Regions from separate parts of the Homo sapiens genome. Here region 1 is linked to region 2. Evidence: read pairs that join two places in POLR2A ChIA-PET (ENCODE). Cell type or tissue: A673. All regions are shown on one strand.

What was found. Peaks named below come from ENCODE experiments on the same cell type or tissue, not always from the same donor. Only the 100,000 strongest peaks of a DNase experiment are listed, where the experiment ranks them.
Region 1: POLR2A ChIA-PET joins it to region 2 with 6 read pairs; 8 of 35 experiments call an interaction of 5 or more read pairs at or near these places.

The regions. Positions count from the first base shown.
Region 1 is chr17:48,369,219-48,373,218 of GRCh38, forward strand. All of the region lies in intron 2 of SKAP1 (src kinase associated phosphoprotein 1), which reads right to left. Among named protein-coding and RNA genes, the nearest start is that of SKAP1, 59 kb to the right of the region's middle. In A673, no CTCF peak of the experiment used is centred here; no DNase peak of the experiment used is centred here; H3K27me3 peaks cover 494 bases.
Region 2 is chr17:48,438,886-48,442,885 of GRCh38, forward strand. It overlaps a transcript of SKAP1 not described here. Among named protein-coding and RNA genes, the nearest start is that of SKAP1, 11 kb to the left of the region's middle. In A673, no CTCF peak of the experiment used is centred here; DNase peaks (open chromatin) are centred at 1,966 and 2,596; H3K4me3 peaks cover 415 bases; H3K27ac peaks cover 2,355 bases.

The DNA of each region.
Region 1 (4,000 bases), 70 kb before region 2:
AGTGGCTCACACCTGTAATCCAAGCACTAAGAGAGGCCAAGGTGGGTATATTGCTTGAGCCCTGGAGTTTGAGTCCAGCCTAGACAACATGGCAAAACCCTGTCTCTACAAAAAGTACAAAGATTAGCTGGGTGTGGTGGTGTGCACCTGCAGTCCCAGTTACTGAGGAGGCTGAGGTGGGAGGATTGCATGAGCCTGCGAGGTTGAGGCTACAGTGAGCCATGATTGCACCACTGCACTCCAGCCTGGGCAACAGAGTGAGACCCTCTCTCAAAAAAAAAAAAAAGTAAAAAATAAAAAATGAACTTTAGTTTGGAGAAAGGTACAAATAAATTGAACCCACAGTATTGAGGGAATCTTGATAAGCAGCAGTCACTGTAGTAGTAATAACAGTAGTGCTAATAACAATGCTAAGATTTATTGAACATTTTGTTGGATGTTGCTCTAAGCACTTTTCTTACATTAACCCATTTCCTCACACTCTAACCCTATTATTATGCCCATTTTCTAAATAAGAAAACTGAGGCATCAAGGATTAAATAACTTACCCATCATAAGAAAGCTAATGGACAAGTGGACAAGTTTCCACCACCAACAATCAGTTTCAGAACAGGACCTCTAATGAGAAACTAAGGAGGAAAGTCTTGAAAATATAATCTAACAATTAAAACAATCATCAAAATTAACTGAGTCTTTCTCTAAAGATATTTTACTATTCTAAAATAATTCAGTGACTCAGTCAACCAATTCAATATTTATTGAATGTCTTCTATGACAAGCCCTTTGCCCAGGTACTATGGATGAAATGATGACTATAATAGATATGATTCGTCTACAGATATATTTCAGTATCTTTCATACTGCAAACACACAGTTCTAGGTTGCCACCCCAAATTCACAGAGTCTATAAAGAACTTAATCGGACAAGTAAAAAACAACGCCATTAAAAAGTTTGCAAAAAGCATGAACAGACACTTCTTAAGAGAAGACACACAAGTGGCCAACGAATATATTAAAATGCTCAACATTACTAATCATCAGAGAAATGCAAATCAAAACCATCTCACACCAATCAGAATGGCTATCATTATTATTATATTTTTTTGAAACAGGGTCTCGCCCTGTCACCTATGCTGGAGTGCTGTGGCGTGATCATGGCTTACTGCAGCCTCAACTTCCTGGGCTCAAGCAATCCTCCCCACCTCAGCCTCCCAGTAGCTGGGAGCAGCACGTGCCATCACACCTGGCTAATTATTGTATTTTTTGTAGAGACAAGGTTTCTCAATGTTGCCCTAGGCTGGTCTCAAACTGCTGAGCTCAAGCCCGCCTCAGCCACCCAAAGTGCTCGGATTACAAGCGTGAGCCACCACACCTGGCCAGAATGGTTATTATTAAGAAGTCAAGAAACAACAGGTGCTGGTGAGGCTGTGGAGAAAAGGAACACTTATACATTGTTGGTGGGAATGTAAATTAGTTTAGCTGCTGTGGAAAGCAGTTTGGAGATTTATCAAAGAACTTAAAACAGAACTACCATTCAACCCCGTAATCCCATTACTGGGTATATATCCAAAAGAAAATAAATCATTCTACCAAAAAGACATATGCACTTGTAGGTTCATCACAGTGCTATTCATAATAGCAAAGACATGGAATCAACCTAGGTGTCCATCAACAGTGGATTAGATTTTTTTAAATATGGCATATATACACCATGGACTATGATGCAGCCATAATAAACAATGAAATCACGTCCTTTTCAACAAGATGGATGCAGCTGGAGGCCATTATTCTAAGCAAATTAATGCAGAAACAGAAAACCAAATACTGCATGTTCTCACTTATAAGCGGGAGCTAAACATTAGGTACTTATGAACATAAAGGTGTGAGCAATAGATACTAGGGACTAATAGAGATGGGGAAAGAGAAAGAGGGGTAGGAGTTGAAAAATTATTGGGTACTATGCTCACTATTTGGGTGATGGGATCATTTGTATCCCAAGCTTCAGCATCACACTATATACCCTGTAACAAACCTGCACATGTACCCCCTGTGTCCAAAATAAAAGTTGAAATTGTAAAAAATAAACAATTCACAGAAAACATTGTCAGGCTTCTGCTGAAAATAGGGCTACTGAATCTAAATCAACAGATTGCAAGGGAGAGAATATCAGATTCTTGGCCATGGAGCTAACCAAAGAACATAGTTATTGAGATTAAAGTACTCAGAGCTTTATTCCCTCAGTCAGCTAATTAGATAGATCCTGATGAAACAGGTCAGACAAACAACTGTAGCTATCCTCATATTATTAGAAATACTGGTCAGGTGTGGTGGCTCACACCTGTAATCCCAGCACTTTGGGAGGCCAAGGCAGGTAGGTTGCTTGGATCCAGGAGTTCGGGACCAGCCATGGGTAACATGGTGAAACCTTGTCTCCACAAAAAAAAAAAAAAAAAAAAAAAAAAAAAAAAGCCAGGCATGGTGGTGCATGCATGCCTGTAGTCCCAGCTACTTGGGAGGCTGAAGTGGGAGGATCCCTTGAGCCTGTGAGGTTGAGGCAGCAGTGAGCCATGATCATACCACTGCACTCCAGCCTGGGTAACACAGCAAGACCCTGTCTCAAAAAAAAAAAGAAAAGAAAAAGAAAAAAAGAAAGGAAAAATAATTCTATTTCCCAATTATAAAAAAATGATTAACATTTATTAGCACTTACATGTTAGGCATTGTGCTAGATATACACATATACATATGCATATACATCATATATATTTTTTTGAGACAGAGTCTCACTCTGTCACCCAGGCTGGAGTGCAGTGCACAATCTCCATTCACTGCAACCTCTGCCTCCTGGGTTCACGCGATTCTCGTACCTCAGCCTCCTGAGTAGCTAGGATTACAAACGTGTGCCACCATACCCAGTTAATTTTTTATCTTTTAGTAGAGATGGGGTTTTCCCATGTTGGCAAGGTTGGTCTTGAGCTCCTTGCCTCAAGTGATTTACCCACCTCAGCCTCCCAAAGTGCTGGGATTACAGGCATGAGCCACCACGTCTGGCCCTGTGCTAGGTATATGTTTTACATGTGTTATTTTATTTATTTATTCATTTTTGAGACGGAGTTTTGCTCTTGTTGCCCAGGCTGGAGTGTAATGGTGCAGTCTTGGCTCACCGCAACCTCCGCCTCCCAGGTTCAAGTGATTCTCCTGCCTCAGCCTCCCGAGTAGCTGGGATTACAGTCATGTGCCACCATGCCCGGCTAATTTTGTATTTTTAGTAGACAGGGGTTTCTCCATGTTGGTTAGGCTGGTCTCGAACTCCTGACCTCAGGTGATTTGCCTGCCTTGGCCTCCCAAAGTGCTGGGATTACAGGCGTGAGCCACCATGCCCGGCACATGTATTATTTTATTTAATCTTCATAAAAACCCTAGGAGGTCAGTATTTTTTTAAGACAAGGTTGCATTCTGTCACATAGGCTGGAATGCAGTGGTGCAATCATAGCTTATTGTAAACTTGAACTCCTGGGCTCAAGCAATCTTCCTGCCTCAGCCTCCGAAGTAGCTGGGACTATAGGTGTGCACCACCACACCTGGCTAATTTCCTTTATTTTTCATTTTAGTAGATACAAATTCTCACTATGTTGCCCAGACTGGTCTCGAACTTCTGGCCTCAAGTGATCCTCCTGCTTTGGCCTCCCCAAAGCACTGGGATTACAGGCATGAGCCACTATGCCCAGCCCAGGACTACTATTATCCTCATTTTACACATGAGGAAACTCAAACTCAGGAAGGTCAAACAACTTGGCCAAGATCACATAGCTACTAAGTGGCAGAACCAAGATTTGTATCCAGGTTGTATTAGTCCATTTTCACACTGCTATAAAGATACTACCTGAGACTGGGTAATTTATAAATAAAAGAGGTTTAACTGACTCACACTTCCACATGGCTGCGGAGGCCTCAGGAAACTTAAAACCATGGTGGAAGGTGAAAGGGAAGCAAGCACCTT
Region 2 (4,000 bases):
GTTGATGGCCTAGAGATGAGGCTAGTGAGAAAGAAAAAGGGAAAAGAGAGTGAATGAGAAGTTGAATGAAAAGATAAATAAGTGGAGAAATAGAAAACATCATAAAGAAGTCTTCATAGTTTGAAGGATTAGAAACTAAATCAAACAGATCCACTTCATTTCCTGAATTGTAATTTCAGGCTATACCATGTTCTACCTCCAAGGACAATTGAGTAGCTTCAGGGAATGGCTGTAAATTCCTAAAGAAAAGTGCCTTGTGGATCAAGCTGTTCCTATCTGCTGCTGTACTTTTTAGCATCTGCACTTTCAACACAATGACACTTCTTATTGAGTAATATGTGATATTTTGCATCATGAGACTATTGATGCAGAATTTCCTTTTTCAGAGCTCAATATTCCAATCAAAGCCTGTTGCATCACATCACTGAGGCCATCCACTTAATGACAAATTGTAAGATGCATATTGCAGAATATTCATGTTCATTTTATGCTCACAGTGCTTGAAATCTCCTCTAAACAGCCTCTGCTCTCAGCCTATTAAGGTGCCCGTGTTATCTACACTTCATTCAATGGTGTGGAAATAATTGTCTTGAGACGAAAGAAAAAATTGATGGTCACAAGCCAAGTCAGCACTTGTGTTCTTTTCTTACTCTGTTGAATCTGGTGTTATTTACCTCTTCCAACACCTGGGACTCCTGATAAGTCACTCCCATGATAGCTTTTTCCAGGACAGTGCTATGGGGTCTTTAGAATAAGTAGGGATCCTTCATAAGCTATATTGTTATCAGCACAATTCATGCAGCTACCAGATGTGCAAAATAGAAACCACCAAGGGCATTCAGGCAAAGGGGGCTTCCCCAGCTCCATATGGCCACTATGACATGTGCTCATGAGTTGGAGGAGGAATCAGAGAAAAAATGAGATGCACTAAACATGAGGGCCTGTGTTCTTGCGAGAAAATGCTTATATTCTGACAATGTTGGGGCCCTTTTTTACTGCCCTTCATCTGCTATCCCAGCACCTGCACCCTATAGCCTGACTCCCTACAAACCTGGCTCTACTAAAAAGACCTTCCTGTTAGAGACAGGTGGGCCCTTTTCTTCATCTCTTCCCCTTCCTCTTATCTCTGGGACGAAGCACCAGGACGCGGGCTGGTGGAGGAGAGCAATTGCCCCTGGCAGCTGATAGTTCAGCAATGCGGCCTGCGACTTTGCCTTTAAATATCAACCACATGCACAGAAAACACCCTGGCAGCCTGAGAGGTTTCCATGGTGACAGAATGCAGGCCATGACCTCTGTAAATGTAATCAGAGCACTGGGATTGGTGTGCAAGACAGGTTTAATTTCTCCTGCAATGGAAGCTCTGTGGTCCTGGCCCTACATAGGCTTCATACGTTGACAGACAACCTGTTTATCTCCACCAGGGCAGCTCTACATATGGCAGTTCCCTCTGCCCCAGAGCTGCTTCCTCTACTGTCTGAGCAGGCTGCAGGATGTAGAAGGTCACTGAGGACTGGGACAACAGTCATATCAATATCTGGCATCCTTGCGCAGTGTCCTTGGGAGGTGAGACTGTCCCTTATACAAAGAGCAGCTGTGGCGTAAGGGTCTGACCAAGGACTCAGAAGATTGGCCAAGGTTTTCATCCCTGCTGTGCCACCAACCTTGTGACCTAGGGCAAGTCATTTAACCTCCAACTTTCAACATCTTCACTCCAAGGAGAAAATGCCTGGGAAAGGGAAGGCCAAGGGCTTCCAAAGTCCGCAATTTAAGATGGTACCCAATAATGGTTAATGTGAGGATCCTCCCACCCTCAGTGGACTCATACCCCAAGAAATGAATGCTAGTCACTGGTGTCAGTGCTGCCAGTGGTGAGGGGAAGGCTCACTGTGGGAGAGGCTCAGCAGGACTTCCCCACCTCTATCCTGAATTGGAACAAAACCAGGATGCATTTTTTCTAAGCCAGCCCAGAGTAGTAGACTAGAGTTTTGCACTAAACTGACAGGAAACAGACAGAGGCTCAGAGGGAAATGTAGCTGCATCAAAGGAGGACCCCACAGCCTCTTTCCTTAAACTCCATGCAACCTCAGCAAAGAGTTTCTTTGGTCACTTGGATGCTAGCACCCCGATTCCATTTCTAATTCACATGAGATGCTGGCCGACTTCAGTTGCCAGTTATCCTGCTTCTCTGATTCTTTCACTTTTCCAGTATAGTGTTCTAAAAAACAAAAACAAAAACCAAACAAACAAACAAAAAAAGATTTGGACTAAGATGAGATTCATAGGGTTGCATGAAACATTTTTCTTCCCAGAGGGAGCTGGTCCATAAGATTCCCCTTGCAGAATGAGATTCAACAAGGAATCTCAGAATTTCAGAGCTGGAAGGAACTTTAGAAACCCTTTTACCTACAGAGAGAAACCTGAGGGACTAGCCTGGATGTCCCTGGGTTACAGCAAATTAATGGCAGAACCACAAGAGCATCAGGGCCTCACTCTGCTTGGCTGAGTATTAATTTACCTCATGGGTGCTTTTGAACCTCAAACTAAAATAGAGGGGAAGTGGGGGGAGGATTCAAAAGTGGTTGATGAACATTAGAATCAGGAAATGGTGATTTGGTTGAATCTACAGATAATAGCTTTACCACTTCCTGTGTCAGCTGATGCCAAAAGAGAGAAGATTCTAAAGAAGAAAATAGTTACGTGACAGAACTGTGGGCTTCCACACAACTGTCTCCACCCAGGCCATACTCTTTCTCTAAGGCCATTGAGGAGAGTATAAACCTGATTGCTCAGGGGTTTCATTGGCTGGTGTCCAACACAAAATCACAAGATCAAAGAACAGTGGAGTTTATAGGAACCCCAAGAGAACATCTGGTCTGACATTATGTCTTCTGGTTGCTGAGTAACTAAACCATCTAGGACAGGTAATTTAATTGTCTTTCCTTTTTATTAAAGGACTCAGTTTCCCAACTATAAATGAGGAAATAAGGTTCCTTCTAGGTCTAACATGCCAGAACTCCATGATCTCGAAAGGTGGAGATTTCCCAACCTTTTCCAGGATCCCTTTACAGCATTTAACGCATATCTTGTAAGTAGCAGGCTTCCCTGGCCTCAAGCTTAACATCATCAGTGTGGCAAGCACCAAGGGTTTGTCCAGCTCCCAGGGATTACCATGGACTCCAGGAACATGCACTGAAGTTCCTTTTAGTGTTTTAAGGAGGAGGAGGAGGCAACCATTTATGTAATTCTCATGTCGGTCCAAGTTGTTAATACTCCAGTAGTTGGTAGGCCCAACCTGAGTGCGTTGTGGCCATGGGGTGTGGTGGGGTGTGAGGTGGTGTCAATTACATAACAGCTCCTACAGAAACTGTGTGGAATAGGGGAGAAAAGAAATTCTTAGACAACACAGTTGGTTATTTCTGGAAGAAATGGGTAGGTTTGCTGCACAGAAAAAGCAATCTATCCATCATACCCCTTGTTCTTCAGACCTGCCTATGTATGCCTGAATCATTATAGAAAAGTTTCCAATTCTGAGCCCTTGAAAATCAGGGATATGATTATGCTCACTCCACTCACTGAAGCCTTAGTTCCATCCTGCCTGGGACTCTGCTATACTTGGTGTTACATTTTTGGATGTGAAATGTGCAGGGTGGACTCAGACTCCACAACCACTTGTCCCCTTCTTGGCCAAGTCACCTTCTCCTTCCAACTTCTCTAGGTAAGTAAATGGCACCATGGATAATCCAGTTGCCCAATCTGGAACCCTGGGGGGTCATCTTTCTTCCCTCTTTCTTCCTCTGCCAAGTCTAGCTGGAAAATATGTTTCAAACAATCTGTTTCTCTCTAGTCTGTTGCCACCATCCTGGTCCAAGCCACCATCATCTTCTACCTTGCAACCCTCTGGTTTTACGCCCCACCAACCCATTTTCCACCCTAAAACCAGTGATGTCATTTTTAAAAATCTGCCCATGCCTCTTTCCTAATTAAAATTTTAGTAGCT